Linked DNA regions of Homo sapiens: regions 1, 2 and 3 are each linked to region 4. A link is a loop called in an ENCODE intact Hi-C map of the cell type or tissue named here. Cell type or tissue: heart right ventricle. All regions are shown on one strand.

The links. Hi-C counts contacts between places; a loop is a spot of excess contacts. Peaks named below come from ENCODE experiments on the same cell type or tissue, not always from the same donor. Only the 100,000 strongest peaks of a DNase experiment are listed, where the experiment ranks them.
Region 1: it touches region 4 in a loop (15-fold over the local background); 78 of 110 quality-filtered maps call a loop at or near these places.
Region 2: a loop joins it to region 4, with 6 times the contacts of the local background. A loop is called at or near these places in 78 of 110 quality-filtered maps.
Region 3: it touches region 4 in a loop (4-fold over the local background); 71 of 110 quality-filtered maps call a loop at or near these places.

The regions. Positions count from the first base shown.
Region 1 is chr4:88,705,507-88,708,006 of GRCh38, forward strand. It overlaps HERC3 (HECT and RLD domain containing E3 ubiquitin protein ligase 3), which reads left to right. Exons shown (of 26, transcript NM_014606.3): 26 at 1,246-2,500. The coding sequence ends at 1,454. Among named protein-coding and RNA genes, the nearest start is that of FAM13A-AS1, 3.0 kb to the right of the region's middle. In heart right ventricle, a CTCF peak has its summit at 1,151; a DNase peak (open chromatin) is centred at 1,255; H3K27ac peaks cover 1,386 bases.
Region 2 is chr4:88,696,541-88,699,040 of GRCh38, forward strand. The region is part of intron 23 of HERC3 (HECT and RLD domain containing E3 ubiquitin protein ligase 3); the gene reads left to right. It overlaps NAP1L5 (nucleosome assembly protein 1 like 5), which reads right to left and starts at 1,289. Exons shown (of 1, transcript NM_153757.4): 1 at 1-1,289. The coding sequence starts at 1,214. The coding sequence ends at 666. RefSeq lists an enhancer at 1,379-1,438. In heart right ventricle, no CTCF peak of the experiment used is centred here; a DNase peak (open chromatin) is centred at 1,331; H3K4me3 peaks cover 1,759 bases; H3K27ac peaks cover 1,139 bases.
Region 3 is chr4:88,524,932-88,527,431 of GRCh38, forward strand. It overlaps PIGY-DT (PIGY divergent transcript), which reads left to right. Exons shown (of 2, transcript NR_134663.1): 2 at 1-60. It also overlaps a transcript of HERC3 not described here. Among named protein-coding and RNA genes, the nearest start is that of PIGY-DT, 2.4 kb to the left of the region's middle. In heart right ventricle, a CTCF peak has its summit at 1,479 (motif pointing right); no DNase peak of the experiment used is centred here; H3K4me3 peaks cover 27 bases; H3K27ac peaks cover 1,071 bases.
Region 4 is chr4:89,022,752-89,025,251 of GRCh38, forward strand. All of the region lies in intron 2 of FAM13A (family with sequence similarity 13 member A), which reads right to left. Among named protein-coding and RNA genes, the nearest start is that of FAM13A, 33 kb to the right of the region's middle. In heart right ventricle, CTCF peaks have their summits at 1,517 (motif pointing left) and 1,727; a DNase peak (open chromatin) is centred at 1,503.

The sequences.
Region 1 (2,500 bases), 320 kb before region 4:
TGTCTCTATGGATTTGCCTATTCTGGATATTTCATGCAAATTGAATCATATAATATGTAGACCTTTGTGGCTGGCTGAATGACATTTGAGAAGGGTAATAATACCTTTGGAAAGGAGAATGAATTCTAATTTACATGAACAAATTCAGCCTTTTAAAAATGGTTGAAATATTTCTCAGTTTGTGTCTGTGTGTAATCAGCGTCAGAAATTAGCTAGTGCATAGTATGGAATTTTAGTCATGTAAAATCAAAGCACAGGGTTTGATAGGCAGTCTATTTTGCTTTATAAGATGGAGCATATATTAGTATTAATGTAGGACTTAACAGGTTCTGCTGCTCACATGGGAGCAAGGATGAGAGGAAGTGGAGATCTTACACAAGAATTCTTAAAAAGAGGGACCACTTCTCCTCTGCCTGGCTGCATTGGCTATTGAGAAGCAGTAGTGGAAGAGCTGAATGACAGGTTAAGGTTTGCCAAGTGAGCTTGTAGGGCTGTGACATTCAAGAGATGCCTGCTCATGGTCCTGGAATTTCCCTAGAAAATGGCACTTTCTGTTCATTAGACTTACAGAAATGTTTGTTAACTCTGGAGATTTTTGGCAAGAAACTTTATGTATCACAGCCTCAGGGAATGGCAGGTTATTTGAAAGTGCTTCTTAACTAATGATTTTCTTATAGTAATTTCCAGCAATTCAACTATGAGAGTGTTGTTCAGCACTAGAAAACAAGGAGCTGTCTTTCTCTGTCTGTCTCCCTCTCTCTCTTTTGCCAAGTCACAGTGCATGTCACAAGAGTGCAATGTCTAACATAATGTTTGGGTCAGCTCTTCGGGTTTAAGAAAAATGGAGACGTGGAAAGGAGAGCAAATAGATCCTAAATGGAATTCCGTAGACAAGGTGGTACAGGCATCAGGCACTTGAGGTGAGAGGAGACCCTGAGGTCAGAGACTTCAGTCTTCTTCTGTTTTCCCCTTAAGATCAGCTCCTCTTTTCCTATGACAGCAATTCCTTCCCTCTTTGATTTTGTGAAATCTAACATTTGTGAGGGTGTACATTTGATTGAGGCCTTTTTTTTTTCTTAACGGCATCTAATTTTCATTCCACAGGATGCATATTGGCACATAAATGTAATTGTACTTCTCATGCAAGCCACAGGGTGTCATGCCTTCCTCTCCTGTTGCCAGAAGGATCTCTGAGATCCATTTTCCGTTTGCTTAGCTGCTAATGCCATTTCTCGTTCTCCCCAGTGTTCCTGACAGGCAGCGATCGGATTCCCATCTACGGCATGGCCAGTCTGCAGATTGTCATCCAGTCCACAGCCAGCGGGGAGGAGTACTTGCCGGTGGCCCACACTTGCTACAACCTTCTTGACCTCCCCAAGTACAGCAGCAAAGAGATTCTGAGTGCCCGGCTGACCCAGGCCCTTGACAACTATGAAGGGTTTAGTTTGGCCTGAGGCTTCTCAGCTTGTCCAGTATTTCCCTTCGTTCCTCAGTGTCCACATTGAGGCCTATACAGAAAATCATGGGGAGTGATTTCTATTTTTTTATTGTCTAAGTGGGTTGGGACTTTTAAATACTGAGCCTGGTTGATGTGTTTCTGGGATTGTATAGCAGTAAACAACCTTTTTGAAAAATTAGAGGTTGGGGATGGGGTGAAAAATTGGCCCTTGTATGGGAGGTGTTTTTGTTTTTGTTTTAAACCAAACTACCCAGTATTCCTTGCACTTGTGAATGTGTTGCACTCTGCTGGATGAAATGGCAGTGGATTTTTAAACTTTAATTTCCCAAATGTCTCTCTCAGCCCTGATGTTTTCTCACAGTGCTTCCTTGTCCTTCTCTTAACTTCTCATTCCTCTATAAGAATGATTTAGACTGACCTGTCCTTTTTTATCTGCGCATGCGAGAACATCACCTTCCTCTGTACACTTGGAAATGCCTCTGGCTTGTTGCAGCCCTCCTTTAACCCAAAGGAGGAAAGGACTGCTTCAGAAACTCCCAATTCCAAAAAGCTGAGTCTGGGTCCATTATTTTGGCAGAACTCCTAAGAATTTATGGGAGCCTATATAAACATATCTTGCTTTTAAAAAGTTCTTGAGGGAATAGCAACTTTCCCATGGCTGTGCCTATTTCCTAGACCTTTTAAAAGATGTGCAGAGCAGCTTAGCATTCGTTGCAGCTGAGCCTAATTTTTTCTTGCTCATCCTTGTCCCTTTGACAATAAGGTTAATTGATAGACCCACCACCTCTTGCACTCTCGCTTTTGGAGCAAGTTGCATTAACTATTTTGAGTCTCTATATTGTCCAAGAAAAGTAGAAATAATAAATTTACTTTCCCTTTTTCTATCACCTTATGTCCTCTACCATTTTCTCCTTCCTCCCTTCCCTTATTTTCTCCTTTTCGTACCCTGTGTCCTCCCTGATTTTCCTTTCGTTTCTTCTTTATTTTATCCCATTCTCTGTTACTTGACTCAGTGCTCCCTTCCTCTCCTCTCCTTCTAGT
Region 2 (2,500 bases), 330 kb before region 4:
GTTTTACACCCTCCTTCTTGGAACCATGTTGTTTCTCTAAATTCAAATACTCAAAACATTTTTCAGAACTTGAAATGGCAGTTTTCCTGGCCTTATTAACAGTAGTGTCATGATCTCCATTGCAATCTTCCTCAATGCCATCAATCTCCTGTGAAGTGTAAAGCTGATGTCTGCGTTACAAAAGCAAAGTCTCAAAGATGACGTTTTTCTTGGGTTCTGCCTTCTCTGCACTGCGAAATGTCATGAGTAAAGAAATTTAAGAATTAAGCACTGAGAACGTGTTCAGTCATGGCTTGGGTGTTCCATGTGTAGCGTATGCTGTGTGATGAATGGGTTTCAAAGTGACGTTCTTTACTTCGCATCTGCTAACACCCTTTGTAAACCTCAATCCTCAGAGAAGAGACCATGAAAACATAATTTTGGGTTTAATTCAGTTTTCTTTAACACCTTTTGATATATTTATTATGTTCAAAATGAAAGTCAAATTTGAATCGAGCTGGCCAGGATCTAATTGCTTTAATTTAATCTATTTTAGGAATGTCAGAATAAATTCACATTGTATTTTGGTCAAAAACCTGAGCCTTTTTAAGTCCATCGATATTCTGGGAAAAACAAAACCAGGCTTTTTTCTTCGTGGGCTTTCTCTTCATCCATCTCTGCCCCCCTTACTTCTTGGCGTCATCAGGCATCTCGGCGTGGGCATCGTCATGTTTGGCCCCCGCGGCAGCCTCTGCCGCAGCCTCCTCCTCCTCCTCGTCTTCCCCCTCCTCCTCGTCATCCTCGTACTCCTCTTCCTCCTCCTCCTCCCCCTCCAAGGTCCATGCACACCCCTCCATCTCGCCGGTGAGCTCTTGGATCTTGGCGAGTAGGGGCTTATAGATGTCATTATACTTTTTTTCCAGAGCCTGAAATTCCTTATCAAATTTGGCTTCTATCTTATCGCATCGCTTCTGCAGCTTTTTGAGGGCCAGGACTCGGCATTTCACCGAATTAGGCAGGCTCTCGATAAAGTCATTTTTCGGCTTTGGGGCATTCTCTGCAGGGGTCTGGGGCTCCTCAGCCATCTGACCAGCCGCGCTGTCAGGGTCACCAGCCGCGCTGTCACAGTCTCCACCCTGCGCACCGCCTTCCGCCATTACCTCCTCTGCCGCTGCCTCCGCCGCTGCCGCCGCCTGGCTAGGCTCCGCAGGCCCCTGGTTTTCCGAGTCGGCCATGTTAGAGGAGAAGCCGCAGAGGTCTAGGAGGGCTCCCGCAGAGGCCCTGCACCCGAGCTGGTCCAGAGAGATCTTGCGGATGCGGCAAGTGGCGGTGACGTGCGGCCGCGGGAATGACGTTGGCCGCGGCCCCGCCTCCTGCTTTCGCGGCACTTGACTGGCTTCCCACTATCAGCTGACGGCCGTGTGCTCATACTGCACCAGATTCCTCCTGTTGCTACCCTGACATCTTCTGGGCCCTCAACACCCGCCTGTTGGACAGACACCCTGTTCCCAGCCCACCCATGTACCCACCCCTGTAGAGCTGGGCTGGGAGTGTCAGTAGCTGCCCGAGGTGCTTCTTCAGGAACTGCATAGATGGCCTCAGACCATTTTCCGTGTGCTCCTCACCCCCATCCAGGCCCTTCTACAAATGCCAGTGCATATGTCTTCGCTTTCCTCTGCATCTCTCTCCATAGCTGGCGTTTGATCACCTCTTAGATTCCTCCGCATTCCTCTCCATGCAGTGGAGGAACGGGCAAGCTGGCTCCATTCCACCCCTTTGGGGACCTGGGGTGCATGTGTGTGGATAGGGCAGCTTGCATATCCAAGCTCTGTACCTATGTGTCCACCCAACACCCCCTTGGCCATCCCACACACCTAGCGGCATATATCTTGGTGGCAAGGTCGTCTCTCAGCAGGACTCCCCTGGAAGCAGTTTTGGAGCCATTTGGGTAGGAAATCTCAGAGCTCCCGGTGTCCTGGTGTGTGTTCTAGAAGATCCTACAGAATCTTTGGCCTGTGGGAAGGACTAAAGCTTGAGGAGGGCTGAAAAAAAGCAAGTCTTTCTAAAGCATGGGGCCCAGGGCCAAGGCCCCCTCTTATCTTGGTTAAAGCATGTGCCATCTATCCCACCCCGCTCACATTCGTCTTCCCTGCCTTCCCCCAACACCGTCTGCTTCCCTGCCTTCCCCACTATCTGTTTTCACACCTTTCCACACCACATCTTCTCCCTCCCTCCTGCCCCTCCCCCGCACTGACTTATGCCCCACCTTCTGCCCATCTTCTTCCCCGCCTTCTTCCCCACTCACTGCCTCCTTCCTCACCTTCCCCCCGCCGCACTGTCCTTTTCCCCACCTTCCTCACCCTCTTCTTCCCCACCCTCCTTACCCTCTTCTTCCCCACCTTCCTCACCCTCCTCACCCCCTTCTTCCTCACCCACTGCCTTCTTCCTCACCTTCCCCCCACCGAACTTTTTCCTCACGCTCCTCACCCTCTTCTTCCTCACCCTCTTCACCCTCTTCTTC
Region 3 (2,500 bases), 500 kb before region 4:
AAATTTCTCTTCCACTCCAATGTAAAAATAAACTGACAAATGTTTATATGTTCATCCTAATTTTTTGTTTGTTTTTTGGGCCATCCTGTTTTTTTTAAAAAAAACAGTTTATTTTTTGATGTTCTTTGTTCACTAATGCTCAGAAGATTTTCTAAGGTTAATGTAGTTTATAGGATACCAAAAAGGAAACACTTCTACTGGATAGATATTTAAGAGATAATGAAAGTCTCTGGTTGCCTCACCTTCCTTCCCTCACAAAGCAATCTTTCACAGTCATAACTTTCCGTTATTAGAGTTACTAACGGACTAGAGAATAGGGCAGTTATCGGGACATACCCTCAAGGGAAACTACTGTAAAGTTCCTATGTCACCTTCACACTATTTCCGACTAGGGCAGTAGCAGGAATTAATTTTTCAGTTGAAGTCAGTTGATACTTTGGGCTCAAGGGAAGGGGTGAGCTGTAGGAAAGATAAGTTTCTGCTTAAGGAGAAACAGCGCTTGACTTCTGCAAGCGCTGAGTGGGCCCAACCCTTGGCGCTTGTTGGGTAGGGGAAGGCACCCATGCTTAAGCCTCAGCTAGCTTGGCTGACAGATCTCTATCAACTGGGTTTTCTAACCAGTTATAAATAAATTAGTTTCAGTTTGCCTCCACATAGAGGGTTTGAGGCAGTTCAGTTTACTTTATTTAGGGGAAGAATAGAGAGTAACAGCAAAGTATTGAAAACATCCTCAAATTTATAACACCAGAAATCAACAACCAATATTTAAGGAACATATGAATGTATGACTATCACCATGTGTGTATTAAGTTGCAACATATCAAAGCAATATGTCCCTAAATAGCCCTTAGTAATGAAGAAATACAATTCATTTCTGCCTGTAGTATACTAAGCTAAATGTAGATGATAGGATAGGATCATGGGACTGGAACTGGTCTTTTAAAAGTTAGTCCCTTTTCACTATTCACATGACTGACCTTTCGTGTCACATAGGCCTGTGCACAATAACCTGATGGTTTCTGGGCTCAGATACAATATAGCTGTGTGATCTTGGAGAAGCTACTTAAGTTCTCACCCTCAACCTTCTCACTTGTGAAATACAATAATAATAGTATGTAACTTACAGTGTTTGAACAGACTAAATAAAACAATTCAAGTAAAACAGCACAGGGGCTAACACATTTAAAGAATGTTTAGCAATAAAATTATTTATTATGGTGAAACTAGTAAACATTCTGATGGAAAGGGAAAGCACAAGGTACTTCTGGGACACTCTTTTTAACTGAAATGGAATTTTTCTAATTTCCAATATGGATACTATTGAAACACAATTCTTGGATTATCACACACATGAAGTTAGAAATCTCTAGGCAGAAGAGGGGCTGGACTATGTATTTTAACAGAGCCTGTCAATTCCAAATTTGGGGGCATTGAAATTTGTGAACCTGCAATCCAAAGAAATGAGTCAAAATAAATTTTCCACTAGATGGCATCATTTAGTATTTGAACTAACATTTATCTCTGCTTGATCTTTTCTTTCTGTGATTACAAAGACTTACTTTCATTTTGCCAATTGTTTCTTAGTTTGACAACACTTATTTTTTATTTTTATTTTATTTTCTTGAGACAGATTCTCTCTGTGTCATCCAGGCTGGAGTACAGTGGTGCAGTCGTGACTCACTGCAGCCTTGACCTCCCAGACTCAAGCAATCCTGGCATGTCAGCCTCCAGGTAGCTGGGAATACAGGTGCATGCCACCACACCCAGCTAATTTTTGTATTTTTTGTAGAGATGGTGTTTCATGTTGCCCAGGCTGGTCTGGAACTCCTGAGCTCAAGCAGTCCACCCACCTTGGCCTCCCAAAGTGCTAGGATTACAGGCATAAGCCACTGTGCCCAGCCCAACATTTATTTTAAAAACAAAAATCATAAAAGTCCTATTAATAAATTTTAATGATGAGTTTATTAAAATCAAGTTTCCAATAGATAAATGGACAAAATATTTGAAAAGAAAAATTCGCAAAAAAGAAAATACAGTTGGTCAATAAACATATTAAAAAATTATCCTCAATAGTAAAGTAGTAATGCTAGTTTCAAACATCAAAGGAGTTTTGAAATAACTCTAGACATGAATGTTACCAGCCTTGTTTTGGCCATCTGAAGGATAATCACAAATTCTGTCTGAAGGGCTGAGGACTAGTGCCTGCAAAAGGACCAGAATATCCCAGCATGGGCACAAGTAGCTTGAAATTATGGAAGTATGTCCTGTCTTTCTTTCTTTTCTTTCTTTCTTTCTTACTCTCTCTCACTTTCTCTCTTTCTTTCTTTTTTTTTTTTTTGAGACAGGATCTTGCTCTATCTCCCAGGCTGGAGTGCAGTGGCTCCATCATAGCTGACTGCAGCCTTCACCTTCTGAGCTCAAACAATCCTCCCACCTCAGCTTCCTGAGTAGCTGGGACCATAGGCACACACATGCACCACCACACCTGGCTAATTTCTAA
Region 4 (2,500 bases):
CTCTCTCTCTCCCCCTCTCTCTGTCTGTCTGATGTACTTTATTAGCTACTGGCCACGGGCAAACAACTAAAGGTGGTCTCTGGCCAACGACCAGTGAATAACTGAAAACCCTCAGGTCAACAGCTCACAAGTAACAGAATCCTGCCAACAACCACATGAATGAGCTTGGGAGGGAATTTTTCCCCTGTTGAGTCCTGATATGACTGAAGCCTTGGCTGACACCATGATCACGGCCTTGTAACTCTAAGACAGAGGACACAACTAAGATGTATCTGGATTCCTGACCCACAGAAACTATGAGATAATGATAAATACTATTGTTTTAATCTATTATGTTTTGGGGTAATTTGTTATGCAGCAAATGGGTAACGAATACGATACGCCTTTCCCTTAAGTTCTGTGGAATATCAGGTTCTATTGGGAGATGCCAGCTTAATCATTTAAAGCTTTCAAGGTCTGTCTCCTCTACTATACAAAAGTTTATCTTTAGCTTCAGAAACTTATCCAACAATCAAGCAGCTAGCATCCAACACAAAGGCATTCCGTCCCTGGTCAAATATGAAATCCTGAAAATTTAGAGTTTTGTTTCCTGTTCCTATATTTACCCAGCTGCTTAACCTAATCTTGCCTTCTGTTTTTGGCCTAGCAAATGCCCCTTAGATCTGATTTCACATGATGTTGTTTTTTTTTTTTCTTTTTAGCTTTGACCTTAGTCTTTCTTTTCCAACAAGGTTTTTTTGAACCTTCCCCCAAATAAATATACTTCCAGCAATTTCAGAAAAAAATACCCAGCTCCAAGAACTGTCTTGTGGTCCTCAAGCCTCCTGATTCCACTGGACCAAACTAGCAGTCATATAAGGTACAAATAGAAGTGACTGAATTTAATGCTCCTCAATAATATTTTCCTGTCTCTGTCCCATTTATCTGAACAACTCTTTTCCCTCAGGATTATCTCCCACCCACAACTCTTATGATAATTCGTGATGTTCAACTAGGGAAAGTTTATAATCCTGGGCATGAATATATCACATTCTGAGAAGAAGAATCCATACAGTTTTTTAAAGCCTCTTATGAGGCTAGAATATAGCCAGTACCCACATGAGGCTTACCAGACCATATAACCTTTAAATTTTCCTACTCTAAAATTGTAGAAAGTTATGACTGTAACAAAAATATTCAGAAAAGGGGGATATTTGGATGACTTCATGAAGCAGAGTTACTCTCATACATTTCAGAGCTCCTATTATATTTGATTTTAAGCTATGTGCTAATTATCACAAAACAGCAACTTAATAGTGGTTTAGAAATGAAGAAAAAATTATATAAGCTAATGTCTACATCACTGAAAGATACTTTTCTGTACAACTGAAATATTTCTTTCAAAATAGTATGAATATTAAAAACAGAATATGCCATTAGAAACAGAATATGCCAGAAGTCACAAATTGCCTAACAGCACACTTTGGCCAGGGAAGTAGTATGACAATAAGTAAGCACATTCTGACACCTGGTGGTGACTTGAGACTCTACACTGTAGGTTAAAACGGCATAACCTATAGTATCTTCATGCCAAACTAAGAGAAAGAAGCCGTTAACATTGTCAGCGAGAAAAAGAGTTTAAAGACTGTATGCTTTATAAGTTATAATGTATATACCTTTAAATGAAAATATCCAAAATCTGCTTAAAGGGCTTGATATAGGCCTTTCTGTCTTAAAAATTCCTTTACAATAATAGTTTACCTTCATGCCAAATTGTTAAATTGCATTTACGTGAAACAATAATAAAGCATAACCAAAATAGCAACCTATGATTGAATTACATGAATGGTCACCCCTATAGTCCCATTTCCATGCCTGACATAGTGCTTACTGTGTATCACAGGTGTACAGTAAATGTTTGTTGATCTGAAAAAACTGCAAAGTAATTAAATAAAACAAATTGAAGTATTATGCCCTCAAACTTTATACTACCCTTCAAACTTACACAATTTCTTTGGTTTATTAACATGGTAGTTTCAAATACAAGAAGGGGCTTGTGTTTGTCTACGTAGTAATTAACTACATAGCCTTTCAAAATACAGGTGCCAGGCCTACCCGAGCTTGCCCAGTCAAGATTCTGATTCAGTAGTATGAGGTGTGGGCAATGCATGTGTATTATGAAGATTCCACTAGTGATTCTATTTCACATCCCTCATTAAGAGCGACTGATTTAACTTAATAAAATGTTTAGTTTGCATTACCCGAATACACCCTGTTAAAGTATAACTAACAGTATGCTAAGGAGGGGCAGAAGAAAATCAATCCCTAATTTAAATTTTGTCAAAATTTTCATATGTTGATGGTGTGAGTGTAAATTGTTTCAGCTCTGATAGAGTTCATTACACATGCACATATCCTCTGACCATCCAGGAGTTCACTTCCAGGAAGGTAGTCTATGCACACACTTGTATGTGCTTCAAATGCCATATGCTAAAGGTTAACCATGGAATCATTGTTTTTT